Linked DNA regions of Homo sapiens: region 2 is linked to region 1. A link is an interaction called in ENCODE POLR2A ChIA-PET data of the cell type or tissue named here. Cell type or tissue: PC-3. All regions are shown on one strand. Links, peaks and the distances in the headings refer to the core of each region. The heading gives the core; the rest is flanking DNA. Region 1 overlaps TOGARAM1 (TOG array regulator of axonemal microtubules 1). Region 2 overlaps PRPF39 (pre-mRNA processing factor 39).

Region 1 (8,746 bases), core at 585-8,584:
TCTCACTCTTATTGCCCAGGCTGGAATGCGGTGGCGCAAACTTGGCTCACTGCAGCCTCGACCTCCCTGAGCTCAGGTGATCTTCCTGCCTCAGTTATTTAAGGCTGGTCTCGAACTCCTGATCTCAGGTGATCCGCCTGCCTTGGCCTCCCAAAGTGCTGGGATTACAGGCGTGAGCCACAGCGCCCAGCCTCTCCCTCCTTTAAAGTCAAGCTCAATCTCTTTTCTGCAGTTTTCTGAAACCACTTCAATACCTATGTTTTCCTTTCTTGAATCCTTACAGTATTTGTAATTCATATCATCCAATCAAGCATTAGCTTACATATTGTCTTATTTTCCAGTTGTTTAGAATCTGTACAATTAGGAAATGAGCTCCTCAATGGTACAGAGAAATCAAAATCAAAATCAAAACTGCCACAAACATAACTGGACATATTCTTGCATTTCTCCTTCTCTATTAAACAATAAAATAAACTATGCAGTCATTATGCCACTTCATTTTTGTATGAAAATACTATAGAATTTCACTGCATAAAGGTCTATAAATTCTCCTAGGGAACAATGTTTACTGAATAATATATCTAAAATCAAACCCAACAAATTTTGAAAACTGTTATCATTTAGATGTTAAATACATTTTTAAATCTATAACATAGTCAAATCTTTACCTTCTAAACCATTTTCCCTTCTAATAGGTATCACTTTGTCAACACACTACAATTTTTCTTATTACCTGGGTGCTATATCTTGAAATCCTAAACTATCATTTAGAACTCAAGCTCAACCTCCTCAACCTCTTTCTTCTTCTTCTTTTTTTTTTTTGAGACGGAGTCTCACTCTTGTAGCCCAGACTGGAGTGTAGTGGTGTGATCTCGGCATGAGACACAGCGCCCGGCCTCAACCTCTTTCTAAATGATATGGTCATTTATAAAGATGGGTATGTTGAAGAATATCCACAAAGGCAGTTTCTTCCTATGCTCTCCTTTTTCTTCTAAATGTTATGGTCAATGACAATGACCATTTCCTCTAAAGTACCGTAATATTTACTTTTGTAACACTTAGTCCATGTTCTCAGTTGCTCTGGCCAAAAATCCTTACAGCATTATTGACACTTCTTTCTCACATTCTATACCCAATCTACCAGCAAACTATATCAACTTTACCGCTGACATATAATCAGAATCCAATCACCTTTTTTTTTTTTTTTTTTTTTTTTTTTTGAGATGGAGTCTTGCTTTGTTGCCAGGCTGGAGTGCAGTGGTGCGATCTTGACTCACTGCAACCTCTGCCTCCCGGGTTGAAGAGATTCTCCTGCCTCAGCCTCTCGAGTAGTTGGGATTACAGGCATGCACCAACACGTCCAGCTAATTTTTGTATTTTTAGTAGAGACGGGGTTTCACCATGTTGGCAAGGATGGTCTCAGTCTCTTGACTGCGTGATCTGCCTGCATTGGCCCCCAAAGTGCTGGGATTACAGGCGTGAGCCACCGCGCCAAGCCAGAATCCAATCACTTCTTACCACATTCTTGCTATCCTGGTTAAAGCCTCCATCAACTCTAGCCACGATTACTACAACAGATTCTTAATCAGTCTTCCTGTTTTTGACCTTGCTCTCTGATACAGTTTGGCTTTGTGTCCCCACCCAAATCTCATGTCGAATTGGTAATCCCCAATGTTGGAGGTAGGTGAGGCCTGGTGGGAGGTGACTGGATCATGTGGCAGATTTCTCCTTTTGGAGCTGTTCTCATGATAGAGTTCTCACAAGATCTGATCGTTAAAAGCGTGTTGTACTTCCTCTTCACTCTCTTCCCCTTGCTCCCACCATGTAAGACGTGCTTGTTTCACCTTCGCCTTACGCCATGATTGTAAATTTCTTGAGGTTTCCCCAGAAGCAGAAGCCTGTGCAGCCCATAGAACCATGAGCCAATTAAACCTCTTTTCTTCATAAATTACCCAGTCTCAGGTATGTCTTTATGGCAGTGTGAAAACAGACTAATACACTTTCATCTATTTTAAAAATAAAATCCAAAATGAGCCTGGAAACAAGTGATGTCAATTCTTTCTTCAAAATGCTCCTCATTCAGAGTAAAAAGTAAAGTTCACTTATAAGTCCACTAGGCCTTAAATAAGCACCCCTATTATGTCTTTAATTTTCTACTTATTTTCCCCTCTCTTATTTCATTCCAGACATACTGGTCTCTTTGGTATTTCTCAAACATGTTCCCCACACACTTCTCTCTTAGTTACTTGTGCTGACTGTTCCCTCTTCCTGAAACTATTTATTCTCTTCTCCTGATATACAGTGGTTTGCTTCAAATATTCTTTCCTGAATATGGCCTTCTTTCGCTTTGTTTTCCTTCATAGCATTTATCACCAGATAACTTACTATGTCTTGTATTTATTTAATGTCTGTTCTCGTTCCTAAGTAGAATGCAAGCTCTATTAGGCAGACCTCCAGGACTTAGAAAAGCACCTTAATAAATATGGGTGATGTATTAAGCAAATATTGCCCTATATTAATACTTAAACGATTTCAGTGAGAAACCCTCCAGGGTTTTATGAGATAATAATGTCTAAGTGTCCATTCTTATCAGATCTTCAATAAATAACTTATTGAATCTGAACTGCCTACTAGATTAAAGTTCTATGAGTCATTGAATGCACTATGAAGTTAAGAGAAGTCTGTTAGTTCAACATGACCATCATCAGCAACTTGTACTTACCAGCAGCACATAAAGGAAGACAATCTGGGTTAAAATCCCGACTATTCTGAAATAAGTTTCTTGATACTCTTTTTCTGCTAAAACATAAATCATCATTGACTGGCATTCCTTGAGAAAGCTTTAATTTTGCAGATGGGATGAAATCATATGTTGAAAACTATAAGAACAGAATCATAAATTAGCAAATTTGTGTTAATTCTTCCTGGTAATAAATATGACAAAATAACTTAGATCCAATTATGAAATTCAGGTTAGAATAAATTTTAATTTATCAAATATATAATGATACAGATAAACATCCATATTTAGTCGGGTACACCAACAGTACTTTTCATTCCAGAAGAGAAATGCTAATTGTTTTTTCTTACTACTTCACCCCAACCCTTTACTGTTCCTTACCATCCTACAGCAGACTCTGGCAACAAGGAAGGAGAGAATACAAATGACAAAAACAATGATCTGACGGAGCAGCGTAACCCCTCAAACTATGCTATCTTTGTTTGAGTACTAGACAATAAGTGCCAGTTGAAGGTCACTGAACAAGCAAGCATTCTACTACACTGTTCTTACTGAGGCAAATCTATTATCCATATTCTGCAGCCTAAATGTCAATGTAAATAACATGGCAACCTATGTCATAGTTCCCTTAGGGTATTTTCTTACACTAGGTCTCTTAGTTAAAACCAGTAAATAATACTTTATATATGTATAGTACTTCATAGTTTCCAAGTCCTTTCTCATAAACCCCATATGATAGTTAAGGAACAAAGGTGCCAGGATACAATTTTGAAGTTGCACATAATCAGTTAAAGAACTAAATGAGAGCATGAATCAAATGTTCAAAATTCTTCAACAATGATGACCTCAATTGTCCCGGATCACTTCACATTCAACATGACTATAAAACTTTAAAAAAACTGAATGCATTGACAGGAAATTATGCTTCCTATATATTTATTTGGAGCTCATAGACACAATCAAATCTAGATGTGGTGAACTAAAAACCTTGTCAGTATATTTCTTTGTAAACTTTGCCAATTATCAAATGGCAAAATAAAATTAAAGGTAAGTCTATTATGCCTCAGGTACACGTTATTTATTATCAAATTTTGTGAAAAACCTATTACCTCCTTCAAAAACTAACCCAGAAATGATAAGTAACAAAATTAAGAATGCCCAGATGAGGCCACGTGCAGTAGCTCACACCTGTAATCACAGCACTTTGGAAGGCAGAGGCAGGTGGATCACTTGGGCCCAGGAATTCAAGATCAGCCTTGGCAACATAGTGAAATCCCATCTCTACAAAAAATACAAAAATTAGCCAGGCATGGTGGCATGTGCCTGTCGTCCCAACTAATCGGGAGGCTGAGGTAGGAGGATTACTTGAACCTGAAAGGTAGAGGCTGCAGTGGGCTGATATTGTGCCACTGCACTCCAGCCTGAGTGACTGACTGAGACCCTGTCTCAAAAAAAAGAATGCCCTCAGCTGGGCATGATGGCTCATGCCTATAATCCCAGCACTTTGAGAGGCCAAGGTGGGTGGGTCACTTGAGGTCAAGAGTTCAAGACCAGCCTGGCTAACATGGTGAAACCCCATCCATAGTAAAAATACAAAAATTAGCCAGGCATGGTAGCCTACACCTGTAGTCCTAGCTACTCGGGAGGCTGAGACAGAGGCTGAGGCAGGAGAACTGCTTGAACCCAGGAGACAGAGGTTGCGGTGAGCCAAGATCATGCCACTGCACTCCAGGCTGGGCAACAGAGTGAGACTCTGCCTCAAAAAAAACAGAAGAATGCCGTAATAAAAAAGGATTGACTTTACTGTCTCAAAACCCAGTTAACGTCCATGATTGATTATACAGTAGTCAGTATCAAAAGGATATAATGGAATAAAAACAAAACCAATTATAGTCAACTTCTGATTAGATATATTAAAAGATGATGTATTAATACAGCTAACATAGTGAGTAATCCAGAAATAATTCTACAGTATGGAATACATTTTATGTTAGATTTACTTTGTGATTAATTTCTGTTTAGCAAACAGATATTAGTATATAGGCCAGATACATACAACAACTGGTGGAGGTGGTAATGTTGATGAGGGTGGTGGTGTGTGCATATGTGAATGTGGCATTTTCAGAAATCTTCAGCAGTCAGGCAGAGATTAAGTTTTGCTATAGAAGATTGTGCATCTGAAAGCAGACTATAGGACATACCAATTAACATGAAAGTCCTCTTTAGGTCTCTCTTAAAAGTAAAAGATTTTCATTAGGGTAAGTTTTGATGGGACGAAACAATGAACGAAGAAAAAGTGGTTTAGAGTAAAAGAAAATAGAATTCATAAATTTTGAAAGAGTTGTGAGTTAACGTTACAAAATGTGAAGCAGTCTATTTAAAGCACCTGATTGATGACTCTCAGGAACATGGAACTGAATTTTCAACCTTTGCAGTTAATACCTAAAAATTTATTTAATTCCTTAGAGTTATAGTAAATTAAAACATTATAAAAAAGCAAGTTTCACATTTAATATTAATAATGGTTGGAAATTTACATAGTGTTATTTACTGTTTCAATCTTTTTTTGTTTTTGTTTTTGTTTTTGTTTTTGTTTTTGAGACAGGTTCTCACTCTGTTGCTCAGGCTGGAATGCAGTGGCATGATCATGGCTCACTGCAGCCGACCTTCCCCATCTCAGGTGATTTTCCCACCTCAGCCTCCCAAGTAGCTGGGACTATAGGCATGTGCCACCACACCCAGCTAATTTTATTTTTATTTTATTTATCTTTATTTTATTTTACTTTATTTTTTTATTTTTTGCCATGTTACCCAGGCTGAGCTCGAACCGTCAAGCTCAAATGATCTGCCTACCTTGGCCTCTCAAAGTGCTGAGATTACAGGCGTGAGCCACTACACACAGCCTATTATCTCTTAGTCTTTCTATTTGAATCCCTGCATATTTTTCATAAAAAGATTGCAAAAATTAGGCCGGGCATGGTGGCTCACGCCTGTAATCCCAGCACTTTGGGAGGCCCAGGCAGGCAGATCACGAGGTCAGGAGATCGAGACCATCCTGGCTAACACGGTGAAAACCCGTCTCTACTAAAAAATACAAAAATTAGTCGGGCGTGGTGGCAGGCGCCTGTAGTCCCAGCTACTCGGGAGGCTGAGACAGGAGAATGGCGTGAAGCCAGGAGGCGGAGCTTGCAGTGAGCCAGGATCGCGCCACTGCACTCCAGCCTGGGAGGCAGAGGGAGACTCATCTCAAAAAAAAAAAAAAAAAAAAAAAAAGATTACAAAAATTTACTCTTGTTTAATCCTCTGACCTAATGCATCCTATTGCAGCTTTTGGCAGGGAGTATTAAAGCATCTCAAAAATAGTTTTAATTCTATTTTGGTAGCAAAAAATTACCAGAAAAAGACCTTTTAATATCTAATTCTCTCAGAAATCACCTATACTCCTGGCTTTACTGAACTTGTACTAAACTTTATCTTGACCTCCAGTTTTTGAACCTTTCACCTTTTACCAGTTCTTTCTGGTTTCACCCAGACTCCACCCTTGCCCCTTAATGCTGGGCATTAAACAAGTTTATTCCCATTAACCACAGTTACCTTCTGTAAACATCACTGTATTTGTCTTTCAAATTATTTTCCTATGTACACTTTAGAAAAAATAGCTGTGATACTATATGTAAACTTTATATCCTGATTTTTGCACTTTACATTATAATAAAAGTACTTCCCATGCTGTTAAAACCCCTTATAAGTGCTATACTTTTTGGTGTTTTTTTTTTGGTTTGGTTTTTTTTTTTTTTTTTTTTTTTTTTTTTAACAGACAGGGTCTCACTATGTTCTCTTGGCTGGCCTAGAACTCATGGGCTCAAGGGTTTTGCCACTTCAGCTACCAAAGTATCTGGGACTATAGGATCACACCACCATGCCTGGCTATAAACTTTAATTACAAAAATAATAATTGCTTATTGTAAAAAATATAAAAAATACCAAAGTTATCAAAAGAAAAATTAAATTTAAAAAATGCAAACTATAGAAATAAGATATAAACTTAAATTATTCTTTGGGACCCTTCTCAGTAGAATCCTACTGATAAATCCTGTTAACAGGTCTTTTTCTATATGTAAACATTCTTCAATAAGCTATTTTAAAAAAAAAACAAAAATAAATCACATGATACTCTGGCACAGAGTAAATATGTAGACATCCTTCCATGTAAGACAATACATATCTGTTTATTTTAGACTCATAGTTCCTTACTGATGGACATTTTCTTTGCCACGACTTTTCACTATTACAATCTTGCAGTGAACATTGTTACACACATATCTTTGTGTATTATATTCCTATAGTATAAAAGTCCTAAAAACGGAACTATTGAGTCCAAGGACATAAATTATCTTTAATGGCTGCCTAATATTCCATTGACTAGATGTGCCACTCTCCTTTGATGGAACATTCAGATTGCTCCCCAGGCTTTTCTCAGATTGATAAGGAAAAAATTCCAATGAGGGAAATGGTACCTACATGGCTTAAGGTAGCAGTGCTGACAGAAGGAGACTGGCAGACTTTAGAAAGACTGTCACATATGCTACATAGCTAAAATAAAAAAAAAACAAAAACAAAAAACTAAGGCTGAGTGCAGTGGCTCATGCTTTTAATCTCAGCACTTTGAGAGGTGGAGGTGGGAGGATTATTTGAGCTCAGGAGTTTGAGACCAGCCTGGGCAACATGGCAAGACCCCATCTCTACAAAAAATAAAAAATTAACCAGGCCTGGTGTTGCATTCCGGTAGTCCCAGTAACTTAGGAGGCTGAGGTGGGAGGATCACTTGAGCCTGGGGGTCGAGGCTGCAGTGAGCCATAACTGTGCCACAGCACTCTAGCTTGGAAGACAGAGTGAGACCTTGTCTCCAAAAAAAAAAAAAAAAAAAAAAAGCCTCAGCTGGGTGTAGTGGCTCACACCTGTAATCCCTGCATTTTGGGAGGCTGAGGTGGGAGGGTCACTTGAGCCCAAGTCCAAGACCGACCTGGGCAACACAGTAAGACCCCATCTCAAAAACAAAAGAAAAAAACCCAAAGTGTTTTTTTTAAAATATCTGTAAACTGCCTACACAAAGGGAGAATACCCACACTGAACTCTCTGTAGCCGTCAGCTAACCACACCCATAAAATGTGCAAACAAAATACAGACTATTTAGCTATTTTGTGTGCAGTTTGTTTTCATACATGCTAAAAGTAAGGTAATCAGCTGAATCAAGGAAGAACCAGGACTGATCAAAGAGAGGAAAAAATATTGCAAACTGCATGCAAAATAACTAGTGTGTGAAATAACCAACTAAATGTCTCTGATTCTTTGTTTGACATTTATTTCTGTAGATTTCACTAATATATTGTCCCTCTGAGTCCAAACAGGAGAGTTAAACATGTGGCCTGAAAGTGCATCCTTTCTGAGACCTAGAGTCTTGAGTTCTCAGTTAAACTTTCCTCATATAAGTGACTGAGCAATGTGGCTCATGTGCCACAATATAATACACAAAGATATGTGTGCAACTATATTCTTGGCAAAGGCTGATTCTGACTGAGCACATGGACAATTGTGTTCACACAGACGGCAGCAGTGGGTGAAACTGGGTTTTGATTTTACGGTCTATTTGGTGATTTCTGCTGGATGATAGTATAGTCAGGTGGCACCTGGCAGGGAATCTAGAATCTGCTTTCCTTATTGTCTTTTCATTTATGTTTATGATATGGTTAAACTTTGTGTCCCTACCCAAATCTTGTCTTGAATTGTAATCCTCATAATCCCCACATATCAAGGGAGAGACTTGGTGGGAGGTGACTGGATCATGGGGACCATGTCCCCCATGCTGTTCTCATGATAGTGAATTCTCATGAGGCCTGATGGTCTTACAAGTGTCTGACAGTTCCTCTTTCACATATTCGCTCTCTCTCACCTGCTGCCATGTAAGATGTGCCTCTTCTCCTTCCACTATGATTGTAAGTTTCCTGA
Region 2 (8,746 bases), core at 564-8,563, 100 kb before region 1:
CAGGAGTTTGAGACCAGCCTTGCCAACACGGCGAAACCCCATCTCTACTAAAAATACAAAAATTAGCCAGGCGTTGTGGTGCACATCTGTAATCCGAGCTACTCGGGAGTCTGAGGCATGAGAATCACTTGAACCTGGGAGGCGAAAGTGGCAGTGAGCTGAAATTGCACCACTCAACACTGCACTCCAGCCTGGATGACAGAGCAAGACTCTGTCTCCAAAGAAAAAAAAAAAGTTTGTTACAAAGTATTTTAAAATACCTAGTCATGTCAAGAGATTTCTGTAAGCAATTTTAATCACTGGATTTAATACTCCAATGGGATAAAGCTTTTAGATACATACTTTCAAGATAAGTATCTTAGAATCAAGAGAGATTTTTAAAAAGTATAAAACTACACTCCCCTAAGTTAAACCACAATTTTAACACAATTTCAATAAAGCGCTAAAAAATGTTTAGTGGAACAAGAAAAAATCAAATTCTACTATTCATCTAGAATACAAAAATGCAAAATGACTTTGTAAAAGGATAATGCAGCAGGCATTTTCCTGAAAGATAATATAAGAAACTAGGAAGCTATAGTAATTACACGTTTGGCACTGGCCAGGTAACAGAAAAATGGATGAACAGTACAGAGCCAAGAAAACAAAAAAGAGATCAATGTGTGTGAGTATTTGGTGTATGATATAGGAGATACTTTAATTCAACAGTGGGAGTATATAAAAGGCTAATGTCTATCTCACGACAGATAGAAATTAAATTCAGATAAATGAATAAGCAAAAAACTATAGAAAAGTTAGAACAAAATACAGGATTTATATATTTTTGGTAAAATAGGCACAAAACTCAGGAACCAGTAAGAATTAAAACAGAAGCACATTAAGGAAAAATAAAACTCCATATGATAAAAGACACCATAAACAAAGTTAAAAACATACCAACATTGGAGGAAATATGTTTAATATAGAAATAAAAGATTGAAGAGCATGTGTGTCTGTGCATGCATGCATGTGCATATTTGGTGTAAGGTTTTCAAAAGAATAAAATAGATGTTACTGTCCCTACAGAACCCCAAATGATTCAGAAAATTAACCAGACACTGAAAAAAGTATGGAGAAAAGGGGAAGAAGACAAGAAGGTAATGAAATGAAGACAGAACGTTTAGAAGAAGGTATACTTAATGAATCGTGAGAAATCTTCAACTTTCCCGCCCAGCTATGGGGATTTCAGAAGCTAGGTGTCCATTCCCCAAGTAAATAAAATTATCCTTTTCTAAACAAACTGCTTGGCTCAGGAATAAGATATAAGGTTACTATCACTGGGAATCCACCAGCAAAAAGAGTGGCCACATGATTACACTACTGTGAAACACCATAGGCCAACTGACAATGCCCCATACAAAACACACAGTGCTTCCATATGCTTGTGTTTTGTTTTGTTTGTTTGTTTGTTTGTTTGTTTGTTTTTGAGACAGGGTCTCGCTCTGTCACCCAGGCTGGAGTGCAATGTCACGATCTCAGCTAACTGCAACTTCTGCCTTCCAGGTTCAAGCAATTCTCCTACCTCAGCCTCCTGAGAAGCTGGGATTACAGACTCCTGCCAGCATGCCCAGCTAATTTTTTTGTATTTTAAGTAGAGACAGGGTTTCACCATGTTGGCCAGACTGGTCTCGAACTCCTGACCTCAAGTGATCCACTGTGCCTGGCTCATATAGCTTGTTAATATCTAATCTGTAATAGGAACAAAAATCCAGAGATCACATATCTCAGAGATGAAAATGGGTAAACAGAAAAATTTGAGAGGAAACCGTCCTGGGAACAGAGGAAAATCTCAACTATCCTTAGTATCATCAAAGAAATAACAAAAAGATATGCAGCCATGAAACAAGAATTGGAGAGTATAAAAAAAGGAACACTCAGAGAACAAGAAAGATTCTTGGATATTAAGAATCTGGGCCGGGCGTGGTGGCTCACGCCTGTAATCCCAGCACTTTGGGAGGCCAAGACGGGCGGATCACGAGGTCAGGAGATGCAGATCATCCTGGCTAACACGGTGAAACCCTGTCTCTACTAAAAATACAAAAAATTAGTCAGGCGTGGTGGCAGGTGCCTGTAGTCCCAGCTACTCAGGAGGCTGGTGCAGAAGAATGGCGTGAACCCAGGAGGTGGAGCTTGCAGTGAGCCGAGATCGAGCCACTGCACTCCACCCTGGGGGAGAGAGGGAGACTCTGTCTCAAAAAAAAAAATAATAATAATCTGATGGAAGATGTTAAAAATCCAATACAAGGGTCAAGGAAATACCTCAAAAAGCCAGACAAAGTCTAAGATATGAAAAATAGGAAGAAGAAAAGAAAAACTCAGTAATTAAAAGAAGAGGTCCAACATCCAACTATTAAAAACAACAGAGAAAATCAAGGCAAGGAAACTGTCAAAATAAGAATATCCATAATAATAACATTTCTAAGAATAGAAGGACATTAGAATCTCAGAATGAAAAGACTCACCCAATCACCCAATAATCACAATAAGAAAAAGAAAATCCACATCAAAGCTCATTTTTATAAAACTTCATTTACATCAGACCCAAAGAGAACATCCTAACAGCTTCCACAGAGGAAAAACACATTATAGAAAGAGAATCTATTCTGCAAGAATGGTATTGGACTTCTCAAAAGCAATAGCAGAAGCTATAAAGGAATAAATAATGCCTTCAAAGCTCTATGGAGAAAATAATTTTCAACTCCAAATTCTACAGCTTACCAAACCTTAAAATTATTTTTTCATCCAAGCATCCTTTAACAAGAAGTTATAGGACACACTCTTCTAAAAGTTGGACATGAAATCAAGAAAAGAGTGAGATCTAATAATAAACTCACCCAGAAGTGAGGTAAAGACATCTCCTAGAACCATGATGATAAGAAAATCCCAAGACAACTCTTGTACAGCAGAACTAGAAGACCAGTCCAGATTATAGTAGGAAGGTTTCCAGGAGACAGCTCAAAGGAGAGGAAAAAATGGGACTTACACATTTTTTAACAGATCTGATTGTATAGAAAGCTATATTTAAAGCCTTCTACAAAGCTGCTGGAGAGTATGAAAAAACCTTAAATGTTCAAAGAAAATTAGACAAACGGGAAAAATGAGGGGCAGGGGAGGAGCAATTAAAAACCAAAAAGGTTATAAAATGAAAAGACAGTATGATGAAAAATATTTATAGGTTTTTGATCTCTCTCTCTTTTTTTTTTTTTTTTGAGACAGGGTCTTGCTCTGTCATCCAGGCTGGAGTGCAGTGGCACGATCGATCTTGGCTCACTGCAACCTCCACCTCCCAGGTTCAAGCGATTCTCTTGCCTCAGCCTCCCGAGTAGCTAGAACTACAGGCATGCGCCACCATGCCCAGCTAATGTTTTTTGTTTTTGAGACAAGGTCTCACTCTGTCACTCAGGCTAGAGTGCAGTGGTGCAATCACAGCTCACTGCAGCCTCAACCTCCCAGGCTCAAGCGCTCCTCCCACTTCAGCCTCCCAAAGTGCTGGGATTACAGGTATAAGCCACTGTGCCCATCCTTATTTATGGATTTACAATGATTAAAAAAAAATACTGAAGCTGATTATTGAAACCTATTCTGTAGCTATATTGGAAAGATAAGGAATGAGAAAACAAAGTGTAAGTGGGTTAAAATTCTCACTTACCGTAACAGATACATAATGTCTACAGCTAACAGAGAAAGAAAGAAAGCAACATAGATCTACTGTTAAACACATGGTGGAAAATACCAGAAGAAAGAGCTAAAATATTTGAAGGGAGGTGGAGGTGGTACTTTTTGTTACAAGCAGTTTAACATTAGCTAACTTCTTAAGCAATATGCACATGCTTTTTTTTGAAAACCAAAAACAAGTACATTAGCAAACTACTGTAATCAAGAAAAAGATAATGTAATAGAAAAATGAGCAAATAATATCAACAGGTAATTTAAAAAATGGCTTATATAAGCATATGAGAACATGGTAAACCAGGATGAGCAATCAAGACATAAACAAATTAAAAGAGATGCCACTGGAGGTAAAACAAACAAAAAATGTGGCACAGCTGTGGGAAAATGATTATTTTCATACACTGTGGGAGTTTAGAATCGATACCATTTTTGAAGGAACATTTGATAAAACTGAGCTGTGTGTTCCCTTTGACAGAAGTTCCATTTCTAGTGCATTCTACAAAAAATATTGACTTGTACAGAGATGTTCACTGTAGCACTGATTATTTCCTATAAATAAGGATTTGGTGAAATAGAGTACTTTGGCTTATAAGATACTTTTTATAAAGTATTATAAAATACTTTTTGTAATTGTTAAAAAATATGGCAGGAAGAGATTCCCAAACATTATTAAAAAAAAAAAGTCAAAGAGCAGTATGAAAGCATACGCATAAACATGTACTTATACATATATCTGAAAGAACACACACCAAGCTATTAACCTTGAGGAGTGGAATTGGGGACATAAGAGGCATGGACTGTAGGAGGGCTTTATTATCTGCATTTTCAAATCATAAAGCTTAAGTTTATTACATGTATCATTTTTTTAACAATGGAATAGAAGTTAAACTTCCAGCTTAGCTTTCATGAGCTCTATTATCAACATCAGAATAATTATTTATATCATAAAAAACATTTCAGTATCAATGTTCCACATACCCTCTTATTGTATTGTTTGTCTCAGGATCACCAGGGTCCAATGTTTCTTTTAAGAAGTTTATATAATGTATCCAAAGGTCAACACTAAGAGGTATTGCCTGAAGCCCCCGCCGATAAACCTAAGAAGAAAACAGCAAACTGTACTTCAAATATTTAATTATTTCTTAACAGAGAGGCAACACTGTGTTATCCGGTGAACCTTAGAAATACTAATTACTGGAATTTTGTTTAAATAATCTACCATTACCATTTGGGTGGAGGTTGGATAGAACATGGCAATGTTCTGATCCCCACGTGCAGAGTCTTGATCTTCAAAGCGCAGCAGTCCCTGCATTCTGACCGGGTTGTGTGGGCAGGCTTTGGGTTACAGACCATAGGGCACAGACCCATTAGAGCATCAATGACAGCGTCTGACCAAAAATGCAATAAGACGTAGCAAATGTGACTAGCAAACCAACTATATTGTTTGGAAAATGAGAAATAAATGTAAGTGAGAGAAAAGCCCTGCCCTACTTGTTAAGCTGCAGTGTAATACAGAGGCTTGCACTGCAAAGCTTGACAAACTGTAGAGGTTTAACGCACCTGCCAACAAAGAGAGAAAATATTAGCTACAAATGCCACAAGAGTGACAAATGCAAATAAATACCCTATAAAAATTGTTTGACCATAAATGGTAGGTACTGCCAGCCAAAAAAAAAAAAAAAAAAAAATCTTTGTTTTGTTATTAATTGGCTTACAGTACCTATTGGAGATAAGTTTATTCAGTGATGTACGCACCTCATCTGATGGTTTAATGTTGTCGTGCCGCTTTTCAAGGTCTGCATACTTTTTCCAGTAACCATAGCAATACGGATAGTGTATGAAAAATCTGTCAAATGCCTTCCTGGCAGCCATCAAGTGATTCTGATAAAAATAAAACAGTATTTAAATATTGTGGAAATTTCTGTCAAAAAAATATTTATTATTCCTTTCAAACGTTATTATCTAAAAAAATAATAATAAATGGCAGGCTTAAAAACTCCACATGCAGGCTGCTCTGCCGATGGAGCAGCCCTTCTTTTATTCCTTTACTTTCTTAATAAACTTGCTTTCACTTAAAAAAAAAAAAAAAAAAAACCTACACAGGCAGCAGCCCCCTTTTTCTTCTAAACGCAATTGAAACAGAAGGAACTAATTTTGCCAACTTTTTATTTCAGCAATTTTACACACACATTTACACCTCAATTATTACAAAACATTAAGCTTTGACACTACTGACTCTCTACAACATACAAAAGCTGTAAGCTATTTTCAAAGCTAAAAATGTAGCTACCTAATGTTATTCAACTTCATTTGAAAATTATGAGTCAATTTTAATCATAAACAATAAGGTCTACTGTTTCATTATAAATTAATGACTTGATTAATTTGTCCCTTCTGATACCATTTTAATAGTTACTAACCTCCTGTTCTACATATTGAAGCAAATATACCCAGCCTGTAAAATCCTGAGGATTATTTTCTACAGTTTTCCAAAATTTTTCATATTCTGGAGGGAAATTTGCTTCTGTTTCTGTCAGCGTCACTGGAAGGTCCACAGCACTTGCCATTTCAGTTTCTTCTGTAGATGCATTCACATTGGGAGAGTCATCAGGTGACTGTTCCATTTCTGTAACGTTCATAATCTCAGTACTGAAATCAGTAGGATGTTCTACCACTACCTCTGAACTGTTGCCTGTGCTGCCATTACTAGAATTTCTGTATTCATCCATGTGAGAATTTTGCATATTGTCTTCAGTTAACGATCTGTGGAAACACGAAAAAAAGAGAAATATCTTCCAAATGCCAATAAAATTATTTGGCCTCAACAACACCTTTTAAAAAGCCCTAATTTAGCTATTAAAGAAATATTAATGTGAGTCTTAATCCCCTACAAGTCAGAATCAGAAGGTTCATTAGTTTTTATATTGTAAATAAAATTATAAATTCTTCACAAAACTGCCATTTTGTTGTTGGTATTTGAATGAAAACCAAATAACTGTGGATTTGTTACCTCATTCAAACAACAAATAAGTACACTGCCTGCTACCCAATGAAGAAATACTATTTAAAATTCAATGTTTCTTATTTAGGTAAGAATCTGATTCGGTGCCTGAATGTTACCTTGCTATCAATCACTGGAAAACGGCATATCTTTAACAACTGTTCTGGAGGCTAAAAGTAAAACTGACAAAAATTCTGGTCATGGGTATAAACATTTCAAAAGGAAGCTCATCACTTGGCTCAGGATAAAGTTTTAGAAAAGATAAAATCATATTGCTTAAATATATCTATATACTTACGATTTATAAATCCTGACAGCTAGGTTTCAACTTTATTATATAAGATATAAATTATGGCTTTAAAAAATTAAACAGTAATTTTTAAAGTGAATAAATGTTACTTAAAACACATTTAAGGGGCCAGGCATGGTGGCACACAGCTGCAGTCCCAGCTACTCAGGAGATGCTGTGGCAGGAGGATCACCTGAGCCCAGAAGTTCAAGGCTGCTGTAAGCATTGACCCTGCTACGATACTCCAGCCTGGGCAACAGAGCACGACCCTACCTCTAAAAAACATATTTGAGAAAGGCTTACAGTCTGGATAATAACTACATAATATACTTAAAATTATGTCATCTAATTTTTAAGGCTATAAGGTAATAAGCAATTACCCCTTTAAGGTAATACCACATTATATTTTCATAATTACCTTCATCTCTTCCACTAACAGCTTAAATGGAAACCAAATCATTAAATTATAGGGCATGTCTCATTTTTTTTAAAATGAGGAATTATTCTCAAAATTAAGCAGACCATAAAACTGATTTACTCTTAAAATATACTTAGAATATACTACTACTTAATATATTAATAGTAGTTAATTAAAAAGATGACTAAAACTTTAAAGACAATAATGCAAAGGAAGAAATGCAAATGACCAATAAACATAAAAAAGACCTATATCTTTACTAATAAAGACATAAATCAAAATAATGAGTGTACCAAATAGCAACTGTACATATTTTATACTATGGAAATAATCAGAAAAAACATGTATTTGTTTAAGGGCATTCATTACCAGCACTGTTGTACAGCAAAACTGGAGGGTGTATTAAGAAAAAGACTGCTTTGGCCGGGCGTGGTGGCTCATGCCTGTAATCCCAGCACTTTGGGAGGCTGAGGCAGGCGGATCACCTGAGGTTGGGAGTTCGAGACCAGCCTCACCAACAAGGAGAAACCCTGTCTCTACTAAAAATACCAAATTAGCCGGGCGTGGTGGCACATGCCTGTAATCCCAGCTACTCAGGAGGCTGAGGCAGGAGACTCTCTTGAACCTGGGAGGAGGAGGGTACAGTGAGCCGAGATCATGCCATTGCACTCCAGCCTGGGCAACAAGAGTGAAACTCCGTCTCAAAAAAAAAAAAAGAAAAGAAAAAGACTGCTTTAATAAATAGTATACTCGGCCAGGCACGGTGGCTCATGCCCGTAATCCCAGCACTTTGGGAGGCCGAGGAGGGTAGACCACCTGAGGTCAGGAGTTCAAGACCAGCCTGTCCAACATGGTGAAACCCCATCTCTACTAAAAATACAAAAAATTAGCAGGGTGTGGTGGCACACGTCTGTAGTTCCAGCTACTCGGGAGGCTGAGGCAGGAGTATCACTTGAACCCGGGAGGTGAAGGTTGCAGTGAGCCAAGATCGTGCCACTGCACTCCAGCCTGGGCAATACAGTGAGATTCCGTCTCAAAAAAAAAAAAATAAATCATATATAATGGAATAATAAGAATTAAAAAGGAAATATGTACATCTGTATTGATACAGAAAAATATCCATTATAGATTTTTTAAATACATATATATGCATACACACATGCACTCACAGATTTGTAAGGATTTACACCAAATAAAATAAAATACAAAACTGGCAGCTGGTGTTAACAATTGTTCTCCATACAAAAGAGAGATGTGTGCTTTATTCTTTTTGCCTATCTGCAATTACTTAACTGAATGGGGGGAGAAGTTTTTTGTTATTTTTTTA

The links. ChIA-PET counts read pairs that join two places held together with the same protein. Peaks named below come from ENCODE experiments on the same cell type or tissue, not always from the same donor. Only the 100,000 strongest peaks of a DNase experiment are listed, where the experiment ranks them.
Region 2: POLR2A ChIA-PET joins it to region 1 with 42 read pairs; 5 of 35 experiments call an interaction of 5 or more read pairs at or near these places.

The regions. Positions count from the first base shown.
Region 1 is chr14:44,989,879-44,998,624 of GRCh38, reverse strand. TOGARAM1 (TOG array regulator of axonemal microtubules 1) reads right to left here. Exons shown (of 20, transcript NM_001308120.2): 2 at 2,723-2,879. Among named protein-coding and RNA genes, the nearest start is that of TOGARAM1, 32 kb to the right of the region's middle. RefSeq lists an enhancer at 8,640-8,746. In PC-3, for the core only: no CTCF peak of the experiment used is centred there; no DNase peak of the experiment used is centred there.
Region 2 is chr14:45,092,949-45,101,694 of GRCh38, reverse strand. It overlaps PRPF39 (pre-mRNA processing factor 39), which reads right to left. Exons shown (of 14, transcript NM_017922.4): 2 at 6,132-6,474; 3 at 5,467-5,592; 4 at 4,690-4,808. The coding sequence starts at 6,455. Among named protein-coding and RNA genes, the nearest start is that of PRPF39, 13 kb to the right of the region's middle. In PC-3, for the core only: no CTCF peak of the experiment used is centred there; a DNase peak (open chromatin) is centred at 5,274.